Regions from separate parts of the Homo sapiens genome. Here region 2 is linked to region 1. Evidence: read pairs that join two places in POLR2A ChIA-PET (ENCODE). Cell type or tissue: endothelial cell of umbilical vein. All regions are shown on one strand. Each heading gives the region's core, and the rest is flanking DNA. Links, peaks and the distances in the headings are about the cores only.

Evidence for each region. Peaks named below come from ENCODE experiments on the same cell type or tissue, not always from the same donor. Only the 100,000 strongest peaks of a DNase experiment are listed, where the experiment ranks them.
Region 2: POLR2A ChIA-PET joins it to region 1 with 5 read pairs; 3 of 35 experiments call an interaction of 5 or more read pairs at or near these places.

The regions. Positions count from the first base shown.
Region 1 is chr11:62,746,750-62,754,164 of GRCh38, reverse strand. ZBTB3 (zinc finger and BTB domain containing 3) reads left to right here and starts at 5. Exons shown (of 2, transcript NM_001370809.1): 1 at 5-201; 2 at 450-3,202. The coding sequence starts at 501. The coding sequence ends at 2,075. RefSeq lists an enhancer at 475-1,352. In endothelial cell of umbilical vein, for the core only: no CTCF peak of the experiment used is centred there; no DNase peak of the experiment used is centred there.
Region 2 is chr11:62,359,830-62,367,244 of GRCh38, reverse strand. The region is part of intron 4 of ASRGL1 (asparaginase and isoaspartyl peptidase 1); the gene reads right to left. LOC124902682 (a long non-coding RNA gene) reads left to right here and starts at 6,314. Exons shown (of 2, transcript XR_007062698.1): 1 at 6,314-6,540. In endothelial cell of umbilical vein, for the core only: no CTCF peak of the experiment used is centred there; no DNase peak of the experiment used is centred there; H3K27ac peaks cover 467 bases.

The DNA of each region.
Region 1 (7,415 bases), core at 1,157-6,156:
GGGCGGAGCTCGCCCTGTGGCTGCTCGGTGGTGGGTGAGGTATCAGCTTTCTCCGCTAGTTCCCACCCTGGTAGTCCTTAGCCCCTGGAATGCGTGAGGGAGATGCTTAGGGAGTTCTCGAAGTGGGGCGTAGAGGCATCGCCTGGCAAGGCCTGGGAGCGAAAAAGATCTCTACTTCGTGGAGCCGTTGGACGCTACCGGGTGGGCATCAAGGAAGCGGAGGGTGGCTAAGGGGCGGGACTTCCGGGGGCAGGGCTTATCGGACGGGGGTGGGGCCTGTTCTAAGGTTAGGCCGAGGTGGGCGGAGCTAATGGGAGAGCTTTGGGTGTGACCTAGGAGAAAGAAGGGCAGTAACTTAAGCGATTGTTTTGGAGTGGCAAGTGATAGTTAAGGGCTGATAAGGTTGCTGGGGAGGTTACCTGTCTTAACTCACTGCCCTTTTTTCTCAGGGAGCCACTGGTGGGGACCTTTTTTGGGCCCCCTTTCCTTCGTGGGGTACTATGGAGTTCCCAGAACACAGTCAGCAGCTGCTGCAGAGCCTCCGGGAGCAGCGGTCCCAGGGTTTCCTTTGTGACTGCACCGTGATGGTGGGTAGTACCCAGTTCTTGGCCCATCGGGCTGTGCTGGCCTCCTGCAGCCCATTCTTCCAGCTTTTCTACAAGGAGCGGGAATTGGACAAGAGGGATCTGGTGTGTATTCACAATGAAATTGTCACAGCCCCAGCCTTTGGGCTGCTTCTGGACTTTATGTATGCTGGCCAGCTGACCCTGAGAGGGGATACCCCTGTGGAGGATGTGCTGGCAGCTGCCAGCTACTTGCACATGAATGACATCGTCAAGGTGTGTAAGCGGCGGCTTCAAGCCCGGGCCCTGGCAGAGGCAGACAGTACCAAGAAGGAGGAGGAAACCAACTCACAGCTTCCTAGTTTGGAGTTTTTGTCTAGTACTTCCCGTGGCACCCAACCTTCGTTGGCATCTGCTGAGACATCAGGCCACTGGGGCAAAGGGGAATGGAAAGGCTCTGCTGCTCCCTCACCTACTGTCCGTCCTCCAGATGAGCCACCAATGTCTAGTGGGGCTGACACTACACAGCCTGGCATGGAGGTTGACGCACCACATCTGCGGGCACCTCATCCACCAGTGGCTGATGTCTCTCTTGCCAGCCCTAGTAGCTCCACTGAGACCATTCCTACAAACTACTTCTCTTCTGGCATCTCAGCAGTTTCATTGGAGCCACTGCCATCTCTTGATGTGGGTCCTGAGAGTCTGAGGGTGGTGGAACCAAAGGATCCTGGAGGACCACTGCAAGGCTTCTATCCCCCAGCCTCAGCCCCAACGTCAGCCCCAGCCCCTGTCTCAGCTCCAGTTCCATCCCAGGCTCCAGCCCCAGCTGAAGCTGAGCTGGTCCAGGTGAAAGTTGAAGCTATTGTGATCTCTGATGAAGAGACTGATGTGTCAGATGAACAGCCTCAGGGTCCTGAGAGAGCTTTCCCATCTGGAGGAGCAGTGTATGGGGCACAGCCCTCCCAGCCAGAGGCTTTTGAAGACCCAGGGGCAGCAGGACTGGAGGAGGTGGGGCCAAGTGACCACTTCCTGCCAACAGACCCTCATCTACCCTACCATCTGCTGCCAGGTGCAGGGCAGTATCATCGAGGACTGGTGACCTCACCTCTGCCTGCACCCGCATCCCTGCATGAGCCACTTTACCTGTCTTCTGAGTACGAAGCAGCTCCAGGAAGCTTTGGGGTTTTTACTGAGGATGTTCCCACCTGCAAGACATGTGGGAAGACCTTCTCATGCTCTTACACACTACGGCGACATGCCACGGTGCACACACGTGAGCGACCCTATGAGTGCCGCTACTGCCTGCGGAGCTACACGCAGTCAGGGGACCTCTACCGCCACATCCGCAAGGCTCACAATGAGGACCTGGCCAAACGCAGCAAACCAGATCCAGAAGTGGGACCCCTTCTAGGGGTGCAGCCTCTCCCTGGCTCCCCAACAGCAGACAGACAGAGCAGCAGTGGTGGAGGGCCACCTAAAGATTTTGTATTGGCCCCAAAAACTAACATCTAAGGGAGCATGAGCTGATGCTAGGCTGCTCTTACCATCCTTAGATGGCAGCTCAGAAGGTTGGTGGCACCTTATCACCCCTGCTGGGTGACAAGAATAAAGGCTCTGCCCAGGCTGAAAGTTCCTACCCTTTTTTTTTTTTAATCTTTTATTTTTTTGAGACAGAGTCTCACTCTGTCACCCAGACTGGAGTGCAGTGGCGCGATCTCGGCTCACTGCAAGCTCAGCCTCCCCGATTCACGCCATTCTCCTGCCTCAGCCTCCCGAGTAGCTGGGACTACAGGCGCCTATCACCATGCCTGGCTAATTTTTTTTGATTTTTAGTAGAGACAGGGTTTCACCGTGTTAGCCAGGATGGTCTCGATCTTCTGACAGATCTGACCTCGTGATCCGCCCATCTCCACCTCCCGCAGTGCTGGGATTACAGGCATGAGCCACCGCGCCCAGCTGCCTTTTTTTTTTTGAGTCTTGCTCTGTCACTGAGGCTGGAGTGCAGTGGCGCAATTTCAGCTCACTGCAACCTCTGCCTCCCAGGTTCAAGCGATTCCTTTTTTTTTTTTTTTTTTTGAGACAGAGTCTCACTCTGTCCCCCAGGCTGGAGTGCAGTGGCGCGATCTTGGCCCACCACGCCCGCCTAATTTTTTGTATTTTTTAGTAGAGACGGGGTTTCACCGTGTTAGTCAGGATGGTCTCGATCTCCTGACCTCGTGATCCACCCGCCTCAGCCTCCCAAAGTGCTGGGATTACAGGCTTGAGCCACCGTGCCTGGCCTCAAGCGATTCTCTTAACTCAGCCTCTTGAGTAGCTGGGATTACAGGAACGCGCCACCACGCCCAGCTAATTCCTGTATTTTTAGTAGAGACAGGGTTTCACCATGTTGGCCAGGCTGGTCTCAAATTCCTGACCCCAGGTGATCTGCCCACCTTGGCCTTAAAAAGTGCTGGGATTAAAGGCGTGAGCCACCATGCCCAGCCTCCTACCCTTTTCTTTGCCCAGCCAGATAAGCAGGACTTTATGGGGCAAAGCCTATGTCAGCTCTCTCCAAGGGCACTGGGAATTTTCCTGAGGTGTAATCGCTTCTCACTGTATGTTCTGGAACATAAAGCTAGCAATGAAGGTATTTCTTTGAACTGGTGTTGGCTGGTTTCTTCTAAAAACCTGCATGCTTTCATACCTCTCCTGCAGTTCTTTTTTTTTTTTTTTTTTTTTTTTTTGAGACGGAGTCTCTCTGTCACCCAGGCTGGAATGCAGTGGCGCGATCTCGGCTCACTGCCAGCTCCGCCTTCCTGGTTCACACCATTCTCCTGCCTCAGCCTCCCTAGTAGCTGGGACTACAGGCACCCACCACCAAGCCCGGCTAATTTTTTGTATTTTTAGTAGAGACAGGGTTTCACCGTGTTAGCCAGGATGGTCTCGATCTCCTGACCTCATGATCCGCCCGCCTCTGCCTCCCAAAGTGCTGGGATTACAGGCGTGAGCCACGGCTCTCCTTCAGTTCTTTTTGGAATGTTACATCTGTACTTGGGGTAGGGGTAGGGGTAGGGGTCAGACTGCTCATGAGGAAAAAAGTGGGACAGGCAGAGGGCGATGTAGCCTTTACTTAGGAGAAGTATAGAAATTAAGGAAGCTTATAAAATTATGATTTATTATTGCAGTCGAGCTGTCTTCTGGGCTTTATCAGACATTTCGTATAAATACTCATTTAATCCTCAACAACATTAGGAGGTATGAGGTCCACTTCCTGTTTTGTTTGTTGTTGTTCATAAACCTGAGACTTAGAAATCAAAGTTAACTTGTTCAGGGTCACAGAGGCTAGTTAAGGGGCAAGCCAGCATTTGAACCTGGCTTGCCACTGCAAACACCCTGCCTGCTATACTGGTTAAAAACATTGTTTCTTCCAGGTGTGGTGGCTCATGCCTGTAATACCAACACTTTGGGAGGCCGAGGTGACCAGCCTGCCCAACATGGTGAAACCCCATCTCTACTAAAAACACAAAAAAAATTGTCTAGGTATGGTGGCTCTCACCTGTAATTACAGCACTTTGGGAGGCCAATGCGGGCGGATCACTTGAGGTCAGGAGTTCAAGACCAGACTGGCCAACATGGTGAAACCGTCTCTACTAAAACTACAAAAATTAGCCAGGAGTGGTGGTGGGCGCCTGTAATCCCAGCTACCTGGGAGGCTGAGGCAGGAGAATCATTTGAACCCAGGAGGTAGAGGTTGCAGTGAGCTGAGATCACGCCACTGCACTTCAGCCTGGGTGACAAGACCGAAACTCCACCTCAAAAAAAAGAAAACAAAAATTATCCAGGCTTGGTGGCGGGTGCCTGTAATCCCAGCTACTCAGGAGGTTGAGGCAGGAGAATTGCTTGAACCTGGGAGGCGGAGGTTGCAGTGAGCCGAGATCGCATCATTGCATTCCAACCTGGGCAACAAGAGTGAGACTCTGTCTCAAAAAAAAAAAAAAAAACAACATTGTTTGAAGGGCTGTTGGGGTGGCTCATGCCTGTTCTCCCAGCACTTTGGGAGGCTGAGGTGAAGGATCGCTTGTGGCTAGGAGTTACAGATTAGCCTGGGCAACATAGTGAGGCCTGCCTGTCACTATAAAATAATAATGAAAAGTTGAACTTAGTTAACCAAGAACTGTAAGTTGTTTTCTTTTTCTGTCCTTTTGTGTATTTGGCTTTGTTGCCTTGTTACCTCTGCTTTCCCCACTGAAAGACCTTTTGTTGATAGAACAGGTACTGTATTGATGATCTGAAATTTTTGCCTCAAGTTGTAGATATGAATTGACTTCTTTGAAGATGAGAAACTGGAAGGCAGGAAACACTAAGGCCCATAGTGGCTGATTAGTGGTGGGAGGTTGAGGGTCTGAGGTGCTGTGGCAATGATGGGTACTTGCAAAACCTAAAGCGAGAAACTCAGGATGAGAGGATCTTACAGTTCATGTAGTCCAACTCCCTCACTTGAAAAGTGTGACGACAACAGTCTAGGGAGGTTTAGGTTACTCACCTAAGGTCACGCAGGTGGTTACTGACAGTGGAGATAGCAAAGAAATGGGAGTTTGGGGTGCCATCATGGGATGGGGGCAAAAAAGAGCTCTGGGAATGTGTGAGGAGTCTGGCCCCGCCTGTGCTGTAGGAGGGCCTAAAGGTTTGCCTACAAACTTTTTCTTGGTACGTAAGGACATGAGTGCAAATAAAGCAGGAAGGAAAACAGAAATACGCTGGTCGCGGTGGCTCACGCCTGTAATCCCAGCACTTTGGGAGGCCGAGGCGGGCGGATCACAAGGTCAGGAGTTGGAGACCAGGCTGGCCAACATAGTGAAACCCCATCTCTACTAAAAATACAAAAAATTAGCTGGGCGTGGTGGCAGGCGTCTGTAATCCCAGCTACTCGGGAGGCTGAGGCAGGAGAATTGCTTGAACCCGGGAGGCGGAGGTTGCAGTGAGCCGAGATCACGCCATTGCACTCCAACCCTGGGTGACAGTGCGAGACTCCATCTCAAAAAAGAAAAAAAGAAAAGGGGGAAAATGACAAGTAAATATTCTTCTCTCTTTTTGAGTCTGTGTCATATTCAGCACTGTGAACCCTTACCAGCAAGTGACTATTTTTGAGTTACAGGAAGGAAAGGTGAGCAGCCATGTGGCTAAAGAAAGCTCCTTAACTAGGACATATGGGAAGCAAAAGATGGTTAACATTTTTCTGCTGAATGAATTCTACATTCTTTCACATTCTTTGTGTTGAAATAAACTTCTAGCTTATCTTTCAAATGGCTCCTAATTTTATTTATGCAAGTACGTTACTGCTTTAATTCCTTGATGAAACAAGGCAAGATATAAATAAATACAATAAAAGCTATTCTAGCTGGGTAGAACACCTTTTCAAAAGTCTTCCCTAGAGTAAATATCAAATCAAAATGCCTTTATGAATCAGTTGCCCTTAAAAGGGTGGATTTTACGGTCTGAATATCTCAATTTCAACAGAAACACAAAACAGAAAAAAAAAAACCTGGTTGTCTCAGAACATCAGTTCTTAAAATCAAGGCATAATAAATGGTCTATATGTGTAGACAATTTTGATGTAGATGATCTCTCCAGACAGTCTGGGGAACACAGGAACCATTGTATTGATCAGACTGTGGTCACATGTACTACTTAGCTAAAGAGGTTCTGTTCCTGGTGAGATTCTCCTGAGAAGCAAGCATTTGCTTTCAATATCCAGCATAAAGGGCATGTTTTCTTGCAGGTGGCAGTCAGGAATTTGCAATATTTTAATTAATTAATTTATTTATTTATTTTGAGACAAGGTCTCTCTGTTTCCGAGGCTGGAGTGCAGTGGCACTATCACGACTCACTGCAGCCTCAACCCCTCTAGCTCCCAAGCAGCTGGAACTACAGGCATGCACTATCACGCATGGCTAATTTTTGTATCTTTTGTGGAGATGACGTTTCGCGCTGTTGCTCAGGCTGGTCTCAAACTCCTGGGCTCAAGCGATCCACCTGCCTTGGCCTCCCAAAGTGCTGGGATTTCAGGCATGAGCCATCATGCCCAGCCTGCAAGATATGTAAAGCAGTAGCTATCACAGTTACAGCCACTGTGGCCTCGTTATTATTACTATTTTTTGACGGAATTTCACTCTTGTTGCCCAGGCCAGAGTACAATGGCATGATCTTGGCTCAGTGCAATCTCGGCTCACTGCAACCTCCGCCTCCTGGGTTCAAGCGATTCTCCTGCCTCAGCCTCCCTAGTAGCTGGAATTACAGGCTGCGCCACCACGCCTGGTTAATTTTTTTTGTATTTTTAGTAGAGACGGGGTTTCTCCATGTTGGTCAGGCTGGTCTGGAACTCCCGACCTCAGATCCGCCCCGCCTCGGCCTCCCAAAGTGCTGGCATTATAGGTGTGAACCACCGCACCCAGCCTCATTTTATTTATTATTTTTTTTTTAGTTTGATTTTTTTTTTAGACAGAGTCTCCCTCTGTCACCCAGGCTGGAGTGCAGCGGTGGCTGGGATTACAGGAATAAGCCACCATACCCAGCCTGTGGCCTCAGTTTATCTACTGAATGGTAGGAACAGTTTATGCCCATTTGTAGAGATGTGATCAATAATTCTTTCTCATTTCCACTGGTCTTAATGCTCCCATTCAGGGATTCAAGGAACCATAGGCTCCTGGGGATCAGCTCATCTAATTTCTAGTCTAACACTGAATCCTCCTTTTGCCAGTTGTTATCAAACCTCCACTTGAGGCCGGGAATGGCACCTCACACCTAGAATTCCAGCACTCTGGGAGGCCGAGGTGGACAGATTATTGGGAGGTCAGGAGTTCAAGACCAGCCTGG
Region 2 (7,415 bases), core at 1,296-6,295, 390 kb after region 1:
TGCCTCAGCCTCCCGAGCAGCTGGGACTACAGGTACCTACCACCATGCCCGGCTAATTTTTTGCATTTTTAGTAGAGATGCGGTTTCACCGTGTTAGCCAGGATGGTCTTGATCTCCTGACCTCGTAATCCACCCGCCTCAGCCTCCCAAGTAGTTGGGATTACAGGCATGCGCCACCATGCCCGACTAATTTTGTATTTTTAGTAGAGACGGGGTTTCACCATGTTGGTCAGACTGGTCTCAAACTCCTGGGCTCAAGTGATCCACCCGCCTCAGCCTCCCAAGCTGCTGGGATTACAGGCGTGAGGCACCGTGCCTGGCCCTAAAATCTTTTATACGGCAAAAATACCATAGCAAAAGCAAAATAAAAACAGCAGATTTGGGTTTTTAAATTTTATTTACAGCAGAACATAACCTTAAGGCTCATAAGAAAGAGCCAGGTACAGTGGCTTGTACCTGTAGTTCCTGCTACTCAAGAGGATGAGGTAGGAGGACCACTTGAGCTCAGGAGCTCAAGGCCAGCCTGAGCAACATAGAGAAATCCCATCTATCTATAAAGAATGTTAAAAAAGTAAAAGAAAAAACAATGAGACTGATAAGAAAGGGAAAAAATAATTCAAAGGAAAAAATGAGTGTAGGACAAAACTAGGCAAATTTGTAAAAAGGAAAAACCCATAAACAAATGTAAAATGCTCAAACTCACTGTCAGGGAAGAGCAAATTAAAGTAACAGTGTTACCCTTTACCTGTTAGATAAGGAAGGAGGGTTCTCCCAGTCCCTGCTGGTGGCAGGCCCACCTCTAACATTTGCAAGGGGCCATGGCAACAATACAAATACAACTGGAGGCCCACATACCATATATTTAATATTGGGAAGTTATAAGTATGTTCTATCCTGTTACTGTGGTAAATGTATCTTGAAAAATCGGTATTTTTCTTGTATATATGTTTCACTGTATATAAGGTGAACTTTTTTTTTTTTTTTTGAGACAGTCTTGCTCTGTGGCGCAGGCTGGAGTGCAGTCGTGTGATCTCGGCTCACTGCAACTTCCATCTCCCAGGTTCAAGTGATTCTCCTGCCTCAGCCTCCTGAGTAGCTGGGATTATGGGCATGCACCACCACTCCCGGCTAATTTTTTGTCTTTCAGTAGAGACGGGGTTTCACCATGTTGGCCCCAGGGTGGTCTTCAACTCCTGAGCTCGGGCAGTCTGCCTGTCTTGGCCTCCCAAAGTTCTAGGATTACAGGCATAAGCCACCACACCCAGCCATGAATGTTTTGATATACATAGTGAAATTATGATTACAGTCAACTAGAATAACATACCTATCATCTCACAATTACCTTTCTTTATTTTTTGTGGTAAGAGTACCTAAAATCTACTTTTTAAATTTTTTTGAGATGGAGTCTTGCTCTTTCGCCCAAGCTGAAATGCAGTGGTGCCATCTCAGCTCACAGCAGCCTCTGCCTCCTGGGTTTAAGGAATTCTCTGCTTCAGCCTCTCAAATAGCTGAGATTACAGGTGCGTGCCACCACACCCAGCTAATTTTTCTGTATTTTTAGTAGAGATGAAGTTTCACCATCTTGGCCAGGCTGGTCTTGAACTCCTGACCTCGTGATCCGCCTGTCTTGGCCTCCCAAAGTGCTGGGATTACAGGTGTGAGCCACCGCACCCAGCCTTTTTTTTGTTTTTGAGACGGAGTCTTGCACTGTTGCCCAGGCTGGAGTGCAGTGGCGTGATCTTGGCTCACTGCAACCTCTGCCTCCCAGGTTCAAGTGATTCCCCTGCCTCAGCCTCACGAGTAGCTGGGATTACAGGCGCCCACCACCATGCCCAGCTAATTTTTGTATATTTAGTAGAAGTGGGGTTTCACCATGTTGGCCAGGCTGGTTTCAAACTCCTGATCTCAGGTGATCTGCCCACCTTGGCCTCCCAAAGTGCTGGGATTAGAGGCATGAGCCACTGCATCTGGCCTCTAAAATCTCCTCTTAGCAAATTTCCAGTACACAATATTATTAGCTATAGTCCTAATATTATACTTCTCCAGACATACGCATGCTACATAACAGTAATTTTGTACCCTCTGGCTTACACCTTCCCATTTCTCCCACTCCTGGTAACTACCATTCCATTCATTGTTTCTATGTATTCAATGTTTCTTTCTTTTTTTTTTTTTTTGAGATGGAGTTTTGCTTGTCACCCAGGCTGCAGTGCAACAGCGTGGTCTCGGCTCACTGCAACCTCTGCCTCCTAGGTTCAAGCGATTCCACTGCCTCAGCCTTCCAAGTAGCTAGGATTACAGGCACCCACCACCACGCCCAGCTAATTTTTATATTTTTAGTAGATACGGGGTTTCGCCATGTTGGCCAGGCTGGTCTTGAACTCCTGACCTCAGGTGATCTGCCCGCCTCAGCCTCCCAAAGTGCTGAGATTACAGGCGTGAGCCACCACCACTCCCAGCCTCAATGTTTCTTTTTGTTTTAGATTCCATATTTAAGTGAGATCATGTAGTATCTTTCTGTGACTGGCTTATTTCACTTAGTATCAAGTTGCTGCAAATGGCAGGATCTCCTCCTTTTCCTACCAAGGAATTATATTCCACTGTATATATACATTATACTTTATCCATTCTTCATTGATGGACAGACACTGTAGTTGTTTCAATATCCTGGCTATTTTGAATAATGCTGCAATGAACATGGAAGTGCAGATATCTTTACTAAATGGTGATTTCATTTCCTTTGGGTATATGCCTAGAAGTGGGATTGCTGGGTTATAAGGTAGTTCTATTTTTAATTTCTTTAGGAACCTCCATACTATTTTATCTAGAAAAATATTAAAAAGCTATGGTTTTCACATGACTGAAAGTTGACAAACTACCAGTGACGACTTAACTTAGTTATTATTGTGTATACCAGGGTCATTTGTTAATCGGCTGGTGATGGCAGATGAATGGCAAACACACACACATACACGCACACATGCACGCGCACACACACACATTTAATAAATTATGTATTTATTCCATAAAAATATTTTTTCTTGGCTTCATTCCAGCGAGTACTGATTTTTTTTTTTTTTTTTTTTGAGACGGACTCTTACCCTGTCACCCAGGCTGGAGTGCAGTGGTGTGATCTCAGCTCACTGCAACCTCCGCCTCCTGGGTTCTAGCAATTCTCCTGCCTCAGCCTCCCGAGAAGCTGGGACTACAGGTGCACACTGCCACGCCTGGCTGATTTTTTGTATTTTTTAGTAGAGACGTGGTTTCACCATGTTGCCCAGGCTGGTTGTGAACTCCTGAGCTCAGGCAATCCACCCACCTCGGCCTCCCAAAGTGCTAGGATTACAGGCGTGAACCACTAAGCCCGGCCTGATGATGTTCTTATACTTAACGTGACTTCTATTGACAAAATGGCAAAAAAGACAATCTTTCTTGAGTCAACATAGTTTTTAGCAAGTTTTTAATTAATTTTAATTTAGAGAAGCTTCCTTCTGCTGAAGCAGCAGCAACTGGAATTACCAACAAAATTCTCAAAGCAGTACTTAGATTTAGAAATGAATACTGATTTTTACATGATCACACTCAAATACTATATGGATTTATATATAAATTGTGATTGCAGAGTGCATTAAAATTTTTAACTTGATCATATAAATCACAATCACTTATAGTCTTTTTATAATCTTTTAAACAGTATCTAGGTCTATGCAGATAAATTCTTTTAGGTTTTGATGCTGGTATATTCTGAAGAAAATCAAAAACAGGAGAATGTTATTCAATTTTGTTCAAATCTCTCTTCAGATGATACTATGCTCTGATTTATACTGAACTGAAAAATAGTTTCTATAGAAACTGGTTTAGGGATTATCTCTCTATGAATTTTCTTCAAGCTAGGTAAATATTTTTGTTCCCTTGTTTCAATTTCCCTGGATTTTGTTGGAACATCATTTTTGTTGTATATCTCACATGCAGTTTTGATTTTGTTTCTATAAACTTAAAAAAAATTTAAATCGGCCAGGCATGGTGGTTCACGCCTGTAATCCCAGCACTTTGGGAGGCTGAGGTGGGCAGATCATCAGGTCAGGAGATTGAGACCATCCTGGCTAACATGGTGAAACCCCGTCTCTACTAAAAATACAAAAAATTAGCCGGGCGTGGTGGCGGGCGCCTGTAGTCCCAGCTACTCGGGAGGCTGAGGCAGGAGAATGGCATGCAGGAGAATGGCGTGAACCCTGGAGGCGGAGCTTGCAGTAAGCCGAGATTGTGCTACTGCACTCCAGCCTGGGTGACACAGCAAGACTCTGTCTCAAAAAAAAAAAAAAAAAAAAAAAAAAAAAAAAAAAAAAAAAAAAATTAAATCCTTTAAAGGTGAAGTAGCCACATATATATATTTATATGGATGTGTGTGTGTGTGTGTGTGTGTGTGTGTGTATGTCAGATAAGCAAGTAGATACTCCCAGAAAAAAAATTTAAATTTATATATATAAATTTATATATATAATATATATTATATTTTATATATAACATATAATATATTTTATATAATATATAATATATATTTTATATAATATATATTATATATTTTATATAATATATATTATATATTATATATATTTTATATAATATATAATATATATTTTATATAATATATATTATATATTTTATATAATATATATTATATAAATAATATATGTTATATATTTTATATAATATATATTATATAAATAATATATGTTATATATTTTATATAATATATATTATATATATTTTATATAATATATATATATTTTTGGTTACAGTTTTGTTAAATTTATTAATAGAAATCAGATTTATACTAAATAATACAAGTTCAAAATTAATTTCACTTTTTGTTAAAGTCCATGATTTGCTCTTTGAAGACTTTTTATGGTTTTGCTGAATTCTTCTTATCTAAATTCAATTTAATTACTTCAACAGCATTTCGTTGGTATTCTCATCGTGCACCTGAGACTTGTTATAGGGTGAAATATAAGTTTAGTCAAGATATTCCATCTTTGGGCATATCTAGAAGACACTGCATTTATTCCCTCTATTGTTCCAAAGCACTACCATTAGTGGCACAGTGGAGGTCATGCATCCTAGAAACAAATTTCAAATGATGGGCTGTATATGTCACATAGTATGCTTCTGGATTCTTAGCCAAGCTTCTTGCTTGTACATCTCTCATTTACCAACCACATTTGCTCCATTATCACAGGCTTGCCTTCAACAATCCTTGAAATTAGTGTCTAAAACAGAAAGTTTTCTTTCAATTCTTCACTTAATTCAAAAATCACACTTTAAGGAGGAGATATAAAGCCAATGAAACATGGAATGATTTAGGCTTGTTTTTCTTCAAGCAGTAATGGTCCACTCATGGTACTATCAGTACCACGGTACACTCTAGTTGAACTGAGTAACTATTTTATTAAAAAACTTTGGGCTGGGCACAGTGGCTCACGCCTGTAATCCCAGTACTTTAGGGGGCTGAGGCAGGCAGATCACGAGGTCAGGAGTTTGAGACCAGCCTGGCCAACATGGTGAAACCCCCTCTCTACTAAAAATACAAAAATTAGCCGGGCATGGTGGCATGCGCCTGTAGTCCCAGCTACTCGGGAGGCTGAGGCAGAAGAATCTCTTGAACCTGGGAGGCGGAGGTTGCAGTGAGCCGAGATTGTACCACTGCACTCCAGCCTGTTGACAGAACAAGATTCTGTCTCAAAAAAAAAAAAAAAAAAAAAAAAATTGGCCAGGTTTGGTGGCTCACCAAAGCACTTTGGAAGGCCAAGCAGGAGGGAAGATCCCTTGAGCTCAGGAGCTTAAGACGAGCCTGGGCAACATGGCAAGACCCCGTCTCTACTAAAAATAAAATTAGCCAGGCATGGTGCATGCCTGTAGTCCCACCTACTTGGGAGGCTGAGATGGGAGGATCACTTGAGCCTGGGAGATTGAGGCTGCAGTGAGCTACGACTGTAACACTGCACTCGAGCCTGGGTGACAAAGTAAGACCTTGTCTCAAAAAAACAAAAAAACAAAACCCCACAAAACCAAAAAATTTATTGACAAAAAAATTTTTACAAATGATTTCATGTCTCACTTTATTCTCCATTAAACTCATAATCTGTTGGAATTCTCTATCCTAGGTAATGATCATTACTTTCATTATTTTTGTCTTAATTATATGTTTGGCATTTTACCAAATTTTGAAATCTCTTTTACTGAAACCTAGAAAATTTCCATTGTTTTTTGCACACACTGTACTGACGGTGTCATGAAAAGAATGATTAGGCTTGGCTAAATATTGGATACATTGTATTATTCTTTCAAGAACATTACATCAGTATTTTATATTGTTTTCTGTTTCCGGTAAAATCAATTGTTTATTCGGCCTCTTTCCCTCAATTCCTGTAACAGGGTGTGTGTTTTATTGTGTGTGATTCTTCATGATTAGCAATTAAATCTTCCGTTAGTAAAGAAGGAGGTTGCCATGATTTCATCTGACTTGTTCAAACTGTGGATTTGGTGAGAATAATTTTCTTACTAATTTTAATTGTTTTGATTAATAAGTAGATCTTAATTGAACAAAACCTTTGTAATGTCTTGTTTGTGAATTTTATGTGGGTCACCCTGGAAGAAGACTGCTTGCTTTTACTGCTTCCAGTGTTGGAAAATGCAAGCAGCCTGCTTCTTTGAAGATTTTTACTTTCTTTTTCATTTTTTCTTTTGTGAGCTCCACTTTATAGCATTCTTTTTCTACCAAAATCTTGACTTATACTCATTTTCAATAATCTAAGGGATTAAAAGTGAAATATAATTATATCCAAAGTATAAAAAAATGAGAATGTATTTTCATAAAAAAATAAAGAGCTAATCTAAAAAAATTAAAAAAAAAAAAAGTTGGCCGGGCATGGTGGCTCATACCTATAATCCTAGCACTTTGGGAGGCCGAGGTGGGCGGATCACCTGAGGTCAGGAGTTCGAGACCAGTCTGGCCAACATGGTGAAACCCTCTCTCTACTAAAAATACAAAAATTACCCAGGCGTGGTGGCGCACACCTGTAATACCAGCTACTCAGGAGGCTGAGGAGAACTGCTAGAACCTGGGAGGCAGAGGTTGCAGTAAGCCGAGATCGTGCCACTGCACTCCAGCCTGGGCAACACAGTGTGACTCTGTCTCAAAAACAAACAAAACCAAAAAAAAAAAAAAGAAAAGCAAAAAACAAAAAAAAGAAGTAATTTGCAGATATAATTTCCAAAAAGTTACAAAAGTAATTGTAAAATATACAAAATTTTTATTAATGTTAAAGTTAAAATATGAATTATAATTAGTAAATACAATACATAAAGGCTAAAATTACATGAAAGCTAAAAATTTTACCACTGTATTTTTGAAATTA